2 separate regions of the Mus musculus genome follow, and region 1 is linked to region 2. The links are chromatin loops, found by intact Hi-C in ENCODE. Cell type or tissue: gastrocnemius. All regions are shown on one strand. Each heading gives the region's core, and the rest is flanking DNA. Links, peaks and the distances in the headings are about the cores only. Region 1 overlaps Bcar3 (breast cancer anti-estrogen resistance 3). Region 2 has its middle 9.2 kb from the start of Gm40139.

Region 1 (5,381 bases), core at 266-5,265, 150 kb before region 2:
GAGGTCAACCACAGAACCCATGTAAAAGCTGGCTGTACACAGCAGCCTGCCTATAATCCAAGAGGCTGGGGGTCCCTGGGGTAAATTGGCCAGCCAGACTAGCCAAACCGGTTCACCAAGAGATCCTGCTTCCATATGTAACGTGGGGGGAAATCTAGGAAGACATTCAATATGTACCTTGAGCCTCTACAAGTGCATATACATATAACACATACACACATACACACACATACACACACATACATACACACACACACATACACACATACATACACACACACATACACACACATACATACACACCACATATCACCAGAGACATATGAACCCCACACATGTGGACATGCATGTACCACACACACACACAAACACATAGAACACATATCACCAGAGACATATGAACCACATATATGTGGACATGCGTGTACCACACACACACATGCAAGTAATTTCTTCATTTTAATCTCCAACACAATGATTATTAATAGTTATAGCTCATATAACTAAAGGATTTTTTAAAAAGGAGTCTCAGCCGGGCGTGGTGGCGCACGCCTTTAATCCCAGCACTCGGGAGGCAGAGGCAGGCGGATTTCTGAGTTCGAGGCCAGCCTGGTCTACAAAGTGAGTTCCAGGACAGTCAGGGCTACACAGAGAAACCCTGTCTCAAAAACACCAAAAAAAAAAAAAAAAAAAAAAAAAAAAAAAAAAAGGACTCTCAATTTTTAACAATGTAAAAAGGTCTTGACACTAGAAGTTTAGGAATTTTTCTCTAATATATTTATAGTTTGTTTGAGATAATTTGGATCAACCCACAAATTTTTAGTGTATCCATGCAGTGAACTATGGTATAAAAAAGGAAGTGTTTTAGCATGGTGGTGGCGGCGGCAGTAATATACATGCCTTTAACCCCAGCAGTCAGGAGGCAGAGGCAGGCAGGTCTCTAAATTCAAGGCCAGCCTGGTCAACAGTGAGTTCTAGGACAGCCAGGACTACACAGAGAAACCTTGACACTAAAAACCAAAGGAGGGTTGGGGTGGAGTGTTTTTTTTTATATGAGTATTATATGTATATTAGAGAAAAATGTGTAAACTGAGAGAAATGTGAAAAGCAAAAAGCAAAACAAAACAGAAACATCCCTTTAATTGCCAGGAGAATTTATTTTGACTCAAATGTTATTCACACTTAGCCATTCTGCCACTAGATGGCAGTGTTCATGGGGGTCAGAAGAGGGCATCAGAGTCCCTGAAACTGGATTTATAGGCAGGTGTGAGCTGTCTGGTGTGAGTGCTGGGAAGAGAACCCAGGTCCCCTAGGAGAGCAACAACTGTTCTTAACCACTGGTCCACGCCTCCAGTCCCCAGGGGTTTATCTTACCTGAAATTCACGGAAGAATACACTCCCCCCCCCATTCTTCTCAACTGTGACCTCACTGCTCTTCCAGTGCTCTGACCCCTCTCCCCTCTCCCCTCACAGCCAGTCCACCAGGTAATCTAGCTCTACCTTCGAGTTACTCATCCAATTCCCCGTCTTCCCCCAGCTACCTGGCAGGTCCAAACCCCCAGCCCCTATCACCTGAACACTCGTGTGCATTGTGTGCACACACCCCTCCTCCCTCCTGCCCTTTCTTTTCCTTTCTGTCCCCTAGCAACAAGGAATCCAAAGTGAACCCCAGGCAACTGTAGAGATTCCAGTCCTTCCCCTGAGGTGCAGGCCCTGTGCAACCTGCCCAATCACCTTCTTCCAGCTCTCTGTCAGTGGCTGGACCCCATAGCAGCTTACTTTGCTGCTCTCAGCAGGCCTGGTGGCCTCCCTACTGTTCTCCCAGAGCAGAGGTGTGCTCTGACCCCCATTGCTTCATTTTACCGTTTTGACCTCCTCCGCTGCCTGGCCCTTCCACACTAAAGTCCCATTCTCTGCCCAGCTCCTTTATGCTAACATCTCCCAGCTCCCTCCCTGCTAAACCTTCCCCCCTTAACTTGGTTGTCCTTCCTACGGTCACCCCGTATGCCACCTCCAGAATAGAAGGTCCAGGAATTTGTTCAGTGTTGTATCCCAACCCTTAGAGAGTTGACAAGTGGCAGATAATGCAGGCTATGAAACGACTATGTGCTGTTTTAAACAAGAGGGGACTGGGAAAGCCCAAATGTCATAAGGACATTTTCTTATAAAGAAATTCAGGTTGCGTATCTGATATCTGAAATACTTGAATGTTTTAGACTTCAGATTTTTAAAAAACCTGCACACACACACACATAAATACATATAGAGAGAAAGGGAAAAAAAAAGAGTTAGAGATCTTAGGAGTGCAAAGTTTAAGCATGAAATTAATTTATGCCCCAAATAATATTCTATATGCATGGACCGAAGATAATTTATGCAATATTTTAATAACTTTGCTTATGAAACAAAGCTGCATGGTATGGATGCTCCTATTGCGGCTCTAAGTTGATGATCGGAAAGGTTGCAGGTTAGGAAGCACGTGCCGGATCGCAGATATTCGCATTCTGGACACTGGACACTTACCCTGCACCAAAGGAAGATCCGGCTCGTGCGTTCAGCACAGAGTAACGCATAGCCAACAAGACAAGTCACAAAGAAGTATTTGATGATATATTGTTTTGATAATAGATAAATAAAATTCCTTCTGTGTGAGCGTCTTCTCAGAATTTCCCAACAACATGGATTCCCCAGCTCCCCAGCTCAAGAAATCTCTGCGTAACATGGCTTCCAGTTACTCTCTCCTGCTCCTGCCAGGCTGAGCGCACCCACTGTCCACAGGGGTGGAAAATTCTCTATCAGTCTTCAAAGTACTGATAGCTATTTTCTGCCTTGCTAAATCAAGCACCCTTCCTGACAAAGCGTCAGTCTTATCAACTGTCAGATCACAATGTAAATGCAAGTCTAGCCAAGGAAAGTTTAATGTGCGTAAAACTTCAGGCCAACCCTAATCGGCTCCACCCAAACAACGCAGACAATACGCTAGTGACAAAAGGCTCCATGACTTCACACACCTTGAATGGAGCCAACCCAGGCCCTCTTTCTGAAGTTGAACTATAATGTGCTATGTTATTACACTTCATCTTAAAAGCTCCCATAGTGTCCAGAAACAGCTATAGCCAAATGCTGCATTGCTGTGACATGGAGTGACCACTAGAGGGTAGAGTTTAATAGCAAACAACTCCAAGGCTGAACTCCTGGCCTCTTTGGATGTACTTAGAAGTGCTAAGGTATGGAGAAAACAAGATCTCCTAAGTAGATAGGTCTAAGTCACAGACGATGCCAGAACTGTATCTCTAAAACGTTACAGACTTACATCTCTACAAATTGAGGACACCTCTTACTAAATATGTGAGTATTTAGGACAACAAAAAGTGACACCAGTTTTCATCAGGAAAACTGCAGGTTATTAGCAAGAGAAGGCAGACCAAGGCTGCATTTAGGAACTGCTTAACCATCTGGAAACTGATACTCTCGGGAAACTCTGGGACATTCTTACAGACATAAGTCTTATTTGCTTTGGGGAACATAACGATTTTTGGAATGAGCCAGGAGTGGTGGTGCACACCTTTAAACCCAGCACTTAAGAGGCAGGAGAATTTCTGAGTTCGAGGCCAGCCTGGTCTACAGAGTGAATTCCAGGACAGCCAGGGCTACACAGAGAAACCATGTCTCGAAAATCCAAAAAAAAAAAAAAAAAAAAAAAAGATTTTTGGAATGTATGGCTTAGGGGCAGGCACACACATGTAATTCCAACATGTGAGAAAGCTGAGACAGGAGGATAATGATTCAGGTAGCCTGGGCTCCACGGACCCTCATTTAGATGTACCTTGAATCCAGTTGCATATCATTCAGGCACCAAATATTATTATTAATATTATTAAGAGAACAAGAAGAGTCCCCTAGCTTCAGAGTTGAGCTGTTTAAAACGCACAGCCATGAGCAGAGTTTTCACAGGGTGACCCAAGAGTGACCCTCAAGGTTGCCTACAGGATCTGGGGAAGGTCCAAGGCAGGGAGTCTGAGGCAAGGTGAGCCCAGTGCACACACAGGGAGCTAGAATGGCAGTTGCTACCTCTTATTTACAGGGTACCAATCGCATCCTCGGTTCTGGACTAAGAACTTTACATATATTAACCCATATTAACATTTAACCCCAGATTCCTCCACTTACTGGCTCCTGGGAATTTCAGTCAATGCCTAAGAATATGGCTAGCAAGAACCAATTTGGCATGTGTGCTTGCTTACCAGTATGACTGTGACAATAAGCACATACTCTGTGGCATTCAAATAAAACCGGGTGTGGTGGTGCATTCTTATAAGACCAACACTTGGGAGCTGAAGGGGGATGAGCCCTGAAGTTTAAGGCCAGCCTCGGCTACATATTGAATTCAAAGCCAGCCTTGGGTACACAGCAAAACCCTGCTTTAAAAAAAAAAAAAAAAGTATTCTTTCATAGTTTCCAGATATCCTCGACGCCACACTCTCCCTAAAGCGCCCAGGGAACATCAAGAGCAGGTGCTTGAATGAGGGGCAGTGCAGACTCGCAGACTCTTATCACAAAGTGTAAGGTCCCGCATTCGGGGTGGTCACGGGGGTCAGCAAACCCCAAGTATAATGTTGGAGCCTCGCCCTAGGAAAACCATCTCTTTGGTCACTGGCTACCCCCTGCTGGGTAAGTACTCTGCCATAGTTTTGAGACAGGGTCTCTCACTGAACCTAGAGCTCGCTGATTAGGTCACCCTGGCTGGCCAGTGACCCCCAGGGGGCAGCCTGTCTGCCTCCCCAATGCTGAGATTACAGGCCCGTGCTGATGTACCCCCTTTTAAAAGGCTGCTAGGGGTCCAAACTCGGGTCTTCACGCTTCCCAACCGAGCCATCTCTCTACCTGTACAGCATCATCTCAATTTGGTCAACTGATCTGCAAAAAGAGACAATCTCCTAATACGGTTTCATTCGCAAATACTGAGATTAGTATTTCCTGGAGGAAATAATTAGCTATTATTTCCTGGAGGATCTTCTCCTGACTTGATTATGCCTATAAAACCTTATGTATAAATAAGGTCACATGCCCAGGGTACTAGACGTTACATTTTCAATGTAGTTTTATCAGTGAACACAGTTTAACCCAAATTGAAATTATTGTAACAGCTTCAAGCCACTCAACGGTTCTATCTCAAAACCGTATAGGACAGGGGAAAGGTACAGGCCTGGGGACAGCAGGAGGGACAGGATGGTGGAGTTTAAAGAGGACAAGAGGACGGTTCAGGCCTGGGGACAGCAGGAGGGACGATGGTGGAATTTAAAGAGTAAGGAAGAGGACAGGATGACAAGAGGTTAGAAGCAGACTGACCCCAGGGGGGGTTTAGGCCCAACCATGGAGCA
Region 2 (5,381 bases), core at 234-5,233:
TTGGATAACATATTCTTTTACAGATGTATATATGTATATGTGTATATGTGTGTATATATATATATGTATATGTAATCTTCAACAGCAATACTTCTGTAATCAAAATAATTCTGGAATATTAGCCCCTTATGTTTCTCTAAGGACATAGGCAAAGTATTGCATATAGTTAAGGTAGTTGTTATGCCTACCCCTCCCCAGAGCGTACACCCCTCCAAGTCAGATCACCCAGAAGTCAGTGTGAGGAAACCTTAGGCTTCCTGCATAGCTTCAAAACTCTGTCTAAAATCCTCATCTCCCTTCAACATCAGCCTCTCTGGTCAGCAGCTATGAATGTCAATCACCACGACAGACACCTGAGAGAAAGCCTTTCTGAGGAGGATGCATCCATTGGCCTTGTGGTTTCAGAGAGCCCGGGCCCGTAGACAGCTTCTCTGAGACAATGGTGAGACGGACCCTCGTGGCTAAAGGATGCCGCTGAGGAACACTGTTGGACAGAAGGCAGGAAGAGAGAGACAGAGATGGGATTAGGTAAGTGGCATTGTCTCTCCAGGGTGTGACCTCCACGACCTTTTCCTCCAGCTAGCTCCACCTCCCAATAACGTCATTATATTATGAACCCACAAGGGGATTGACTGAGCCACTGTTTAGGTCAGAGCCCTGAAGAGCCAATCACTACTCTTTTTAACATGGGGTCTCACTATATAGCTGAGGCTATGACTCACATTTGCTTAACATATGGGAGGCCCTAGTTTGATTCCCTGTCACGTATACATATGTATGTGTATGTGTATATGTATAGGGATTATCTTTCCAAACTTGAATATCCCACACCTCCTTTGGTGGTATCAGAGGACAGGAGTCTTTAAGAAAACAAGGAACTCTTTGTAGAGCTCAGCTCCCTCTTAGCTACAGTGCTTAACCACTCTTCTTTCCATGACTCACGGACAGGACAGTCCCTTTCCTCCGGCCCTTATCTCACTGGAGCCTAGGGCCTGGATCTCCTATCTCGTTTCCCCTCCCCCTGGCCAGCTTTCGCAGCTCTACCAGGTCTTTTGAAGGTGCTGCCTCTGGTCACGTCTCCTTTAGTCTCACTCTGTCCCAGCAATAGCAGCCTCCCTGCCTCACCCCCTGCCTTTCTTCTCATTATTTCCCTAGAGAACTCAGAGGAGGAGCTTGGACCAGCTGGGCTTCGCTTGTGCATTCCGCTCCTCTCTCAAGGAACTTCCTCTATCCCATGCCCTCCTGATCTCAGTTTGAGTTCATTCATCCATGATGTTGTCCGGTCCAAAGAACCACTGTGCACCCCAAAGTAGCCCCAGTTTCCCTTGGATCTCTTAGAATACTTTTTAAAAAAAGATTTATTGATTTTATGTATAAGAGTACACTGTAGCTGTCTTCGGACACACCAGAAGAGGGCATCAGATCCCACTACAGATGGTTGTGAGCCACCATGTGGTTGCTGGGAATTGAACTCAGGACCTCTGGAAGAGCAGTCAGTGCTCTTAACTGCTGAGCCAGCCCTCCAGCCCTCCGGCCCTCCAACCCCTCTTAAAATACTTTTTCATGTGCAGTTTTAGCCATGGTGGAAAGACCTACAGATGGCCAGGATGGTCGTGTCCTATGCCATTGCAACTGTGTGTGGTCCAATCGGGTGGCTTGTTAGAGATGTAAGTACTTGACTTGCATATCCCAAGCCTGTGTGAACCAGAATCCTGTAGGTGGGAGAGGTCACCCTTAGGCTCTGCCTCCTCTCCAGTATACCTTGGGCTCTCCCTATCCTGGGTCCTCTCTAGTAGCTTCTCCTCACGGCATCATTTTCCTGTTAATATTTGACTATGTACATCACCCATGCTCAGATCCTAGGAGCCGGATGTTCTGGAAGGACTAACCCAGAAAGCAGTAAGTAGCGGCTTTACCCACGCTAAGGAATGCTTCTGTTCTCTGCTGCACAGACCTTGGAGCGCTCCCTCTGTCCCATTCCCTTGCTCCAGATTGCTTTTTTTGGGCAAGGTCCCTGCTCTCCTGCCAAGTACAGGCGTGTGTTGCATTCACAAACATGTGCAGTGAAGGTCGCCTGCTTGTCTGGTGGTTCAGATAAGCTTTGCACACAGGTGCCCTGGCCAGCCCAGGGCAAAGGTCAGTGCTCTGCAGAGGGCCAAAGCCACACTTTCCTAAGAGGCCCCTCTGTACTCCCTAACCCACTGAGGGAACTTTAGACCTCAAATCAGGTAGGAAGGCTCTTCCGGAATAAGATGTGCATGTGTGTGTCTTTTATTTGGATATAAGTTTGAAGTTACGGAAAAGTCGTAAGTACAGCATGTGGAATTCCCATCCACTCTACCTAGGTTCACATTTTACCTACATCTGTTTCTATTATGACTTTTATTCTTGGGTGGGGGTGGGAAGGTATCATTCAAAAACAGGTTAAGGACATTATGCCCATTTCCCCCTAAATTATTTTGAGAGAAACATGTCAAAACACAGCACAGTTAACAACTTTGAAAAGCATAATATTGACACAATTTATCTAACCCACAGTCCAAATTAAGATGCTATCAACCACCTTAATATTTCTTATGTCTATGGCTTTTTCCCACCCAAGGACCCATTCAAATCATTCATTCGTTTGTTCACTCGTTCGTTCATTCATTATATCTAGTTGTTCCATCTCTTTAATCTTCATAAACATGGAACTGCTATTTTTTAATTCTTTGACCCTTGCTATTTTTGAAGGCTATCAGATGGTTGCTTAGTAGACTGATCTTTTACCTGGTATTTCAGGATTCAGTTTAGGTAAGCATTCTCTGAGAGGAAAAAAATCACCAAGGTAGCATTTTATCTGGTGAGAAAGCTCCTGCCTGCCCTCTGAACCAATACTAGCAGAGTTACCATTGCTCTCTACAAAGACTGCAAACAACCACTTTGTGGAGGGTGCCCTCTGCTGGCCATTTCTAGCACTGCAGCTGTAAACTTCCAACAACAACCCTGGACACAGGGTTGCGTGACCCTGGGAATTATTCCTCCTTATTAACTTTGATTCCCTCACTGATAGAATGGGGGACATCGGTGTCTTCTCTGCTTCTCTTACAAATTGCAAGGTGGTTGAGTGTGAAAGAGATTTACAAAGATGGTCAGGTGTCTCATATTCAAGCTTACGTTCTTGCTGGCTCCTATGACTTTTCTATAGGCTCAGATTAATGGTCCCTAGAGTGCCAAACCTGCTCTTCGTGATTCCCACTCACTACCTGAAAACCCTCCAATGGTGTTGGGCTCTATGGACATCATGATAAGCGCCATATCCCTGCTGAAGAATCCATGGACACAGGTCAAGGACATAGTGAACTGGCTTTCAGTGTGTCTGTCCGAGCAGGACCACTGCTGGCCTGTGTACCAGCCACTATAGCCTGTGTTCACTGGGGTCACAGCCCTTGCTCTTCCCAGGTGGTAAGAGCAAAGGCACAAACCCTCTGACACCCACCAAACATATCCTCTCAATAGGAATTGTCCCCAGCGTTTTCAATGGCACTGTAGGAATCTGTTTACAAGATGAGTAAAAATTCTCTTTATCCCGACTTTAGGTTTTTTGTCCATATTTTCTTCGCCCCCTTCTCAGAAGCCTAGGTCTCTGTCCACACAAGTTCTCCTTGGTGCCTTTCTTCCCTACTTTATTTTTTATTTTATTTTATTTGGGTTTCGAGACAGGGTTTCTCTGTGTAGCCCTGGCTGTCCTGGAACTCACTTTATAGACCAGGCTGGCTTCGAACTTAGAAATCCGCCTGCCTCTGCCTCCCGAGTGCTGGGATTAAAGGCGTGCGCCACCACGACCGGCTTTTTTCTTCCATACTTTTTTTTTGTTGTTGTTGTTTTTTGTTTTTTGTTTTTCGAGACAGGGTTTCTCTGTATAGCTCTGGCTGTCCTGGAACTCACTTTGTAGACCAGGCTGGCCTCGAACTCAGAGATCCACCTGCCTCTGCCTCTGCCTCCCGAGTGCTGGGATTAAAGGCGTGCGCCACCACACCCGGCATACTTTTAATAACTATTTATGGAACACTCGCTATGCTCCAGGCACTGCGTTGGGCTATATATGTGCTTACCCCCTTATCCCCTCCCCCCGCCCCGTGCCTCCTGAGGGGAAGGCGGGGATGGGGGTGGGGTGGGGGTGGTCCTGCTGTGCTTCTCAGGCATTCTTACCTCCTCCCAGGAGGCCCAGAGCCGCCTCCTCCTCCTCCTCCTCCTCCTCCTCCTCCTCCTCCTCCTCCTCCTCCTCCTCCTCCTCCTCGCTGTTTATTTCCTGCTCTCTTAGGACACGAGAGAGATTTATCCAGGGAGCTCCGAGAAGTAGAAATCAGTAGATTTAAGAAAGAGTGAATCTACTTCTCAACACAGACATAACCGCCTATAGAAGGGGGTGGTGTCTGTTTTTCATCTCAATTTTACCTCCAAAACAGAAGCATCTAGAGTAGTGATCTTGACCTATTTTTCCCCCCTAGGGGTCCTTCATGTTTTAGGGACCTTGGCATTCTCAAGACCTTGCGGAAGCACATGGACTTAGTGACGTGAGATGTTCACGGGGTCTTAACACACCGTGGGAAGTCAGTGGGAAGTGTGGAATATCTGTAAGCCTCACCCTGTAACTTTGGAGCCATGGGAGGATGCGAGAGGGCAGCTTGGCTGGGTGGGAAAGTAGCCTGGGCAGCAGACTGGCAAGGACTACACAGCAACCAGACGGAAGCCACTCCTCATCCACCTGTGGGATTCCAAGGTCAGGTTCAGGCTGCCTCCAAGGTATCCTCTGAGAAAATGAAACAGGATTTGACAGGGTGGGGAGATACCTAGGGGCCCCACACTCTCAGAGAAGGGGGTTGGAGGGACTCTTTGTGAAGGGGGCTGAGAAGGGAGGCAGTGTTCCGGGATCTAAATAAATTAATATATTAATTAATTTTTTAAAATCCAAGAAGTATAGTTATGAAAAAAAAATTTTTTTTTTTTGGCTCTTGAAAGTATTTTACTTCAGATTGAAAAATGAACAGCTTGCGCACTGCTCATTCCAGATACACAGTATTCACGAATACAATGCTGGTCATCTGGGGAAATGTATACACACCCCAATTCTCCTTCATGCTGAAAAAATCAAATTTTAATAAAAGAAAAGTAGGGGAAAACCACTGTTTCTCAAAAACTAAGTGGATGCAGAACACGGCAGGTTGTCCTTTTAAGGAAGCGTTGAACGGCCATTTTGGTTTGTTGGTGATGTTGGAGGTTGACATGGTTTCTCTTACACACTAAGAAAGCAGTGTACACTGAGTGACCCCTCTTGGCCCTGGCAGCTATTTGGGAAAGTATAGGAGAACATTCCATGAGAGTAAGGACTGTGTTGTCTT

The links. Hi-C counts contacts between places; a loop is a spot of excess contacts. Peaks named below come from ENCODE experiments on the same cell type or tissue, not always from the same donor. Only the 100,000 strongest peaks of a DNase experiment are listed, where the experiment ranks them.
Region 1: a loop joins it to region 2, with 17 times the contacts of the local background. A loop is called at or near these places in 41 of 42 quality-filtered maps.

What each region holds. Positions count from the first base shown.
Region 1 is chr3:122,464,025-122,469,405 of GRCm38, reverse strand. All of the region lies in intron 3 of Bcar3 (breast cancer anti-estrogen resistance 3), which reads right to left. Among named protein-coding and RNA genes, the nearest start is that of Gm34349, 14 kb to the left of the region's middle. In gastrocnemius, for the core only: a CTCF peak has its summit at 1,193 (motif pointing right); a DNase peak (open chromatin) is centred at 3,141.
Region 2 is chr3:122,309,820-122,315,200 of GRCm38, reverse strand. No RefSeq gene overlaps it. Among named protein-coding and RNA genes, the nearest start is that of Gm40139, 9.2 kb to the left of the region's middle. In gastrocnemius, for the core only: no CTCF peak of the experiment used is centred there; a DNase peak (open chromatin) is centred at 2,943.